Linked DNA regions of Homo sapiens: region 1 is linked to region 2. A link is an interaction called in ENCODE POLR2A ChIA-PET data of the cell type or tissue named here. Cell type or tissue: PC-9. All regions are shown on one strand. Links, peaks and the distances in the headings refer to the core of each region. The heading gives the core; the rest is flanking DNA.

Region 1 (2,929 bases), core at 332-2,831, 630 kb before region 2:
GCACTCCAGCCTGGGTGACAGAGCAGGACTCCATCTCAAAAAAAAAAAAATCAAACACATCAAGGTGAGGAGGGGGAAAGAAGGGAAAACCATTGTGAAAGCTAAATACAAGTGAAAAATATTTGAGAGTCATAAAAATGAATGTAACTTCATGCTATTTTAATGAAAGCTTAACATCTTAGGATCTTTAATGAAAGCTTAGGACAAGGTAGGTCACAGTTCTCTGCTAGTGTGCCAGTGAGAAGACACTTTGAATGCCGAATTCCATTTAGCAATGCCTCTTTAAAAGGTGGAGAAATAAAGACTGTCATATTCAGGAAGCAGCAACTGAAAAAATACAGAAACCTAAAACCATGTCACATAAAACTAACTTAAGATACTTTCCAACTCTGAAAGTAAATGATTCTATCAATTGAAAAAGGCTTCCTTTGGGAGATTTTCATGGGTGTATCTGAGGAAATTAGGAAGGCTCGGGAGTTTTTAAGAAGCTAACAAAGGTATGTTTTGTTGTCCTTTTAGTTTTCTTTTAGCAAGCATAGAAATGAGAGCTACCTTTTATTTACTGAGCACTGGGTTAAAACGTTTTCTCCATTAATCCTCACTTAACTGCTGAGTGAGTGAGTAAATACTACTATCCCTGTTCTACTGAGGTTCAAAGAGGTTAAGTAAATTGACCAAGGTCACAGATCTGACAAACGGCCAAAGGAAAAATTGAACCTACATCTGACTCTAAAGACTATTCTTTAACACTATGCCAAACTACCTCCATAATAAAGATCAAGTAGCTGCACAAAAAAATGTTCATTTTTGCAAATTATAAAATACGTGCAAATTAAAATAATCTTTCAAGACTATTTTGCATCCGTAAAGTAGAAAAAAATTTAAATATCCCCTAATGATGAGTAGGTAATTAAGTCAGCATTCATTCATAGTACTGCAAATTGGCACAACTCATGAAAAGTAATACATCAACCTGTGTAGTTTAAGAATGCCCACAGTTTCCACAAACACTAAGGAAATTCATAAGCCTCCATTCATTAATCCTACTTCTGGCAATTTATTCCAAGGAAGTTATTCAGCAGAGATGAAAATGTTCACTTGCAAAAATACACCAGTATAATCCATAAAAATTCCAGAGACAGTCTAGATCCTCAATAGCTAACAGGAAAATAAACTAAGATATTGTCACACAGAGGAATATTTACGTATTTCTTTAAAAGTATAGTTATGAAGGTCATGTACAGGGAAATATAGGAAAGAGGTATGCTTTAAATGAAAATAACAAAACATGTACGTTATAACTGTAAAAATGCACATAAATACAGAATAAAAGGAAACAAAAATAAAACAATATTTGTATTATGGTTATAACATTATGGATGATTTTTAATTTTCTTAAATTGTCTTTAATGTTTACACTCTATTAAACTGTCAAAAGCAGGTGATGATAGCATTTTTTTAAGTTTCTGAGACTTGCTTTACCTGTACATATAGGGGGTATAAGTGGTCCAGCTCCTAAAGAGCTCATAAATATACTAAAGACAACATTTACATTTGTAGCAAAAAGAATGTGTTATTTAAAACAATAGTAACCACAGCCCCCAAAAAATGAGAATCTCATTTGTTGTTGTAGAGTCAAACAAATATGAGTGTCTACTATATATTCCAGCCACAGTTCTAGCCACTGGGGCTATAACTGTGAATAAAATAGACAAAAATTCTTGCCTTTGTGGAACTTAAATGCTAGCAGTATGTATATACTGCAAACATATACAACAGACAAGATAAATATGTAAAATATATAGCATATTTTATAGTGATAAGTGCTAAGGAGAAAAGTAAAGTCTGGAAGGTAGACAGGATGCTATTTTGAGTGGCAGGGGCCAGGCACAGTGGCTCTTGCCTGTAATCCCAGCACTTTGGGAGTCTGAGGTGGGAGAATCGCTTGAGCCTAGGAGTTCGAGACCAGCCTGGGCAACATAACGTGACCTTGTCTCTACAAAAAATATTAGCCAGGTGTGGTGACGTGTGGCTGTAGTCCTAGCTACTTGGGAGGCTGAGGTAGGAGGACTGTTTGAGCCTGGGTGGCAAAGGTTGCAATGATCCAAGATGGTGCCATTACACTCCAGCATGGGTGAGAGAGTGAGACCCCGTCTCAAAATAAATAAATAAATAAAAATAAATCGAATGGCAATAGAAGGTCTCACTAAAAGGATGTCTGAAAAAAGACTGAAAGAGTGGGGAGAGTAAGCAATGTGAGTATCTGAGGAAAGAGCACTTCAGGCAGGGGAAACAGCAAGAGCAAAAGCCTTGAAATAGAATGCCTACCCAAGGATGTGAATGTGCCAGTAACTGGGACATATAATTAATTAAACAACCTGTACTCAGTTCCCCCTAGCAGACCACAGACAGCTACACAGTTCTCAGAACACTGCTCTGGGCCTGATCTGCCTCAGTTGGGTTCAGTACACAGCTACTTTGGCTGGCAAATTCTTCAATGCTTTTTTTTCCATCCAAGGTTGCTTAAGCATCTCTTTTTTATTTTGAGGATCCAAACGGGGCCATATAACATCTACTCATGGGTAACTGTAAGGGTCTCAAGCCGCTCTAGCCCCTCACATGATTCATGCTTGCACTTTGCAAAACACCCAGTGCGCCTGTGAAACTGAGAAAAGTGAAGCCAGCCCCTTCTAGAGCTTGATTTGAATGGGGCAGATTTAAGGAAGGAAAGCTGAATTTTGAAGTTTGCAGGAAAGTTGTAGAGGGGTTAGCAGTAACGTAGTGCAGGGAGTAAGAAGCTGGAGATATAAGGACACCCAATGGGTAAAGAAAGGCCCAGCAGCAGGCAACAGGGCTGAGACTCAGGACAAAAAAAAAAGTCAAGAAATTTCCAGCAGTGGGAATGTCCAAAAAACTTCTAAATAAAAGC
Region 2 (2,929 bases), core at 293-2,792:
AGCATGAAAATCTAATAGGAAGGAATGGAGGTTTATACAAGATTAGAGAACCATTAACAAGATTGTGATTCCCCATCATTCAGTAGTCCCAAATCCCTACACACTCCTTTATTTAACATACCAGTAGGCAGTGAATTTCACTAACTGATTTATGCAGTGCTTTTTGTTTATTAGCATACCAGTAGGTCCTGACAGTCAATATTTGTTTGCCTTTACCTGGAACAGCTGTCAATATACCTGGACTGTTATGCCTCAAGGTTATACTGGAAGCCCAACTATTTTTCAAAATATTAAGGGCTGAGATGGCTGAGCTAAATTTTGAGGAAATTCCACTCTAGTTCAGTATGTGGATGATCTCTTGTTATGCTTTTCCATTCTTCATGATTGTAAAAAACACACCCTGTAATTGCTGGAACAATTAGCTGAAACAAGACATAAGTTATCTAAAGAAAAATTCCAATATTGCTTAACAGAAATAAAACATTTGGGAAATTTAATTTCTAAGGAGGAAATACATATAAATTCAGATAAAGTAACTGGAATTTTTGCATACCCAACTCCAAAGACTGAAAGACAGCTTAGGAGTGTTTTAGGCTTAGCTGGCTACTGACACAGTTAGTTACCCAATTTTTCTTTCATGGAACAGTCTTTACATGCATTGTTGAAAGATCAACCTGACCCCATACATTGGATATCCTAAGAACAAATAACTATTCAGTAAATAAAGGAAAATCTTACAAGGGCGCCTGCTTTGAGCCATCCAAATTATCAGCTACCATTTTTGTTCTTTGTTTATGGAAGCCATGGCATCATCCTGGGTGTTCCAGCCCCAAAACACGGGGGAAAATATAGACCTGTTGGCTCTGATAGTCAGCAATAGACTCTATAGCTCACGGGCTGCCCCCTTGTTGGAGGGCCATTTCAGGCATTATCATATTTCTCAAGGCTACTCAGGAAACTAATGGAGGCTCCCTTGACTATATATGTACTTCATTCTGCAGAAGCTTTTTTGAATTCACATCATACACAATATTTTTCTGTCAACTGATTGGCTTTATTACAATGTACTTTTACTCTCTGCTCCACACATTACCCTCTCTTGCTGTAATACTCTTAATCTCACAAGTTACTTCTTGAAGCAACTGAGGAGATTACCTCATGACTGTATGGAACAGCATACAGTCTGTATGCTGTATAGTTCTATTACTAATAGAACAGCTTTTGATGCCCAGTCAGAATTTGCAGGAGATACCACTACAAAATGCTGATGTTACCTGGTTCACAGATGGATCATATCTAAAGGATAAGTTTGAAAAATACCAAACAAGCTATGTCGTTGTGTCTCATGTAGACATCATAGAGAGCAATTTCTTGCCTAAAGTAAAGTCAGCACAGTTGGCTGGATTAATAGTACTCACCAGAGGTTGTCTAACTGGCCAAAAATCAAATAACTAATATTTATACTGACAGCCATTACACTTTTGGTGCAGCTCATGTCTTTGGAATGTTATGGAAACAGCGAGGTTATTTAACCTCCTCTGGACATCCTATTAAACATGGCTCTCAAGTTTCTGATCTTCTGGAAGCCATCCAGTTACCAAAAAAAATTGGCTATTGTTAAGAGTCTTGGACATTCCAAACATGACTCCCTGGAGTGAAGGAGATAATTTTGCTGATGCTGAGCAAAAAAAATAAAAATAAAAATTAGCTTAATGCTAATATCAAATGAAACTGTAGAGATGGCCATGTTTAAAGTGAAGGGGCTCAAGAAAAGGCTCCAAAGCGGAAAAAGCAAATATGACTAAGGGAGAATGCTTTTCCCCCAACTTGCAAAATATAATATAGACCCAGTGACAGGAAAGCACATCCCTATTTTGCCTTTGGGATATCAATTTCCTATATTACAGCATGTCCATGAACTCATTCACTGGGGACTTGAGAAAATATTTGCCTGGGGAAAACACTATTACTGGAAACCCTCACCCACAGTAGTTCATAAGGTTTGTGCTAAATGTCCAATTTGTCCTATATATAATCCAGGAAAGCCTCTTCTAGATCTCAAGGGCATTTACCTTTGCCCACCGGCCCTTTCAATATTTGACAAATGGATTTTATCCACTTACCTCCAGCTCAGGGTTATAAATATGTATTGGTTATGATTTATATGTTCTCTCATTGGGTTGAAGAATTTCCTTGAGACAGTAGGAAAATGTTTGTTGGAATGGATAATTTCCTTTTGAGGAATTCTTTCCAAATTACATAGAAATAGGGAACTCATTTCACTGAACAGATAATTCACTTAATTTGTATAATCTGGCCTATTTTCCAATATTTTTATTGTACATACCATGCCCAGTCTTCTGATTGGTAGAATGAATATATCAAAAATAAAACCCAGCTAGAAAATTATCGAAAGCTTTTCCTATTACTTGGCCCCAGGCTCTTCCACTGGTTTTGCTTAACCTAAGAGCAGCTCCTTCTGGAATAATATGTCAATTATCCCATGAGATAATTACAGGTTGACCTATGAAAGTAAATGGCAGTTTATATGAACCAACTTTACTGAAAGGAGATATACTCCATTATTAACAAAGCTTAACTAAACTTCTTTTCCAAACAAACTAAATTGTAAAAAGAGCCTTAAATGCAATAGAGGCAGGACTTGGGACATTAAGACAAGTTGAGAATGTATTTAATGAAGAAAGACATTTACAAGAAAAGTTGATACTTACCAACCTAAGTAGAATAAAAAGCATACTCTTTCAGAAGGAAAGTGAGGGTTGAGAAGCTGCATGGAAAGATAATGATGCTATTGCTAAATGGGTGAATCAAACTGCCTGGCTAACGAGGGACTATGCCAAAGCCCAACAATCAGAAAAAGCATGGGTTCAAATTCAACAAGGTTATTGACCATGCTAATCCAAATGGA

What was found. ChIA-PET counts read pairs that join two places held together with the same protein. Peaks named below come from ENCODE experiments on the same cell type or tissue, not always from the same donor. Only the 100,000 strongest peaks of a DNase experiment are listed, where the experiment ranks them.
Region 1: POLR2A ChIA-PET joins it to region 2 with 7 read pairs; 1 of 35 experiments calls an interaction of 5 or more read pairs at or near these places.

What each region holds. Positions count from the first base shown.
Region 1 is chr1:94,423,669-94,426,597 of GRCh38, reverse strand. The region is part of intron 1 of ABCD3 (ATP binding cassette subfamily D member 3); the gene reads right to left. Among named protein-coding and RNA genes, the nearest start is that of ABCD3, 6.7 kb to the right of the region's middle. In PC-9, for the core only: no CTCF peak of the experiment used is centred there; no DNase peak of the experiment used is centred there; H3K4me3 peaks cover 543 bases; H3K27ac peaks cover 480 bases.
Region 2 is chr1:93,797,122-93,800,050 of GRCh38, reverse strand. It overlaps a transcript of BCAR3 not described here. Among named protein-coding and RNA genes, the nearest start is that of MIR760, 48 kb to the left of the region's middle. In PC-9, for the core only: no CTCF peak of the experiment used is centred there; a DNase peak (open chromatin) is centred at 1,520; H3K27ac peaks cover 1,234 bases.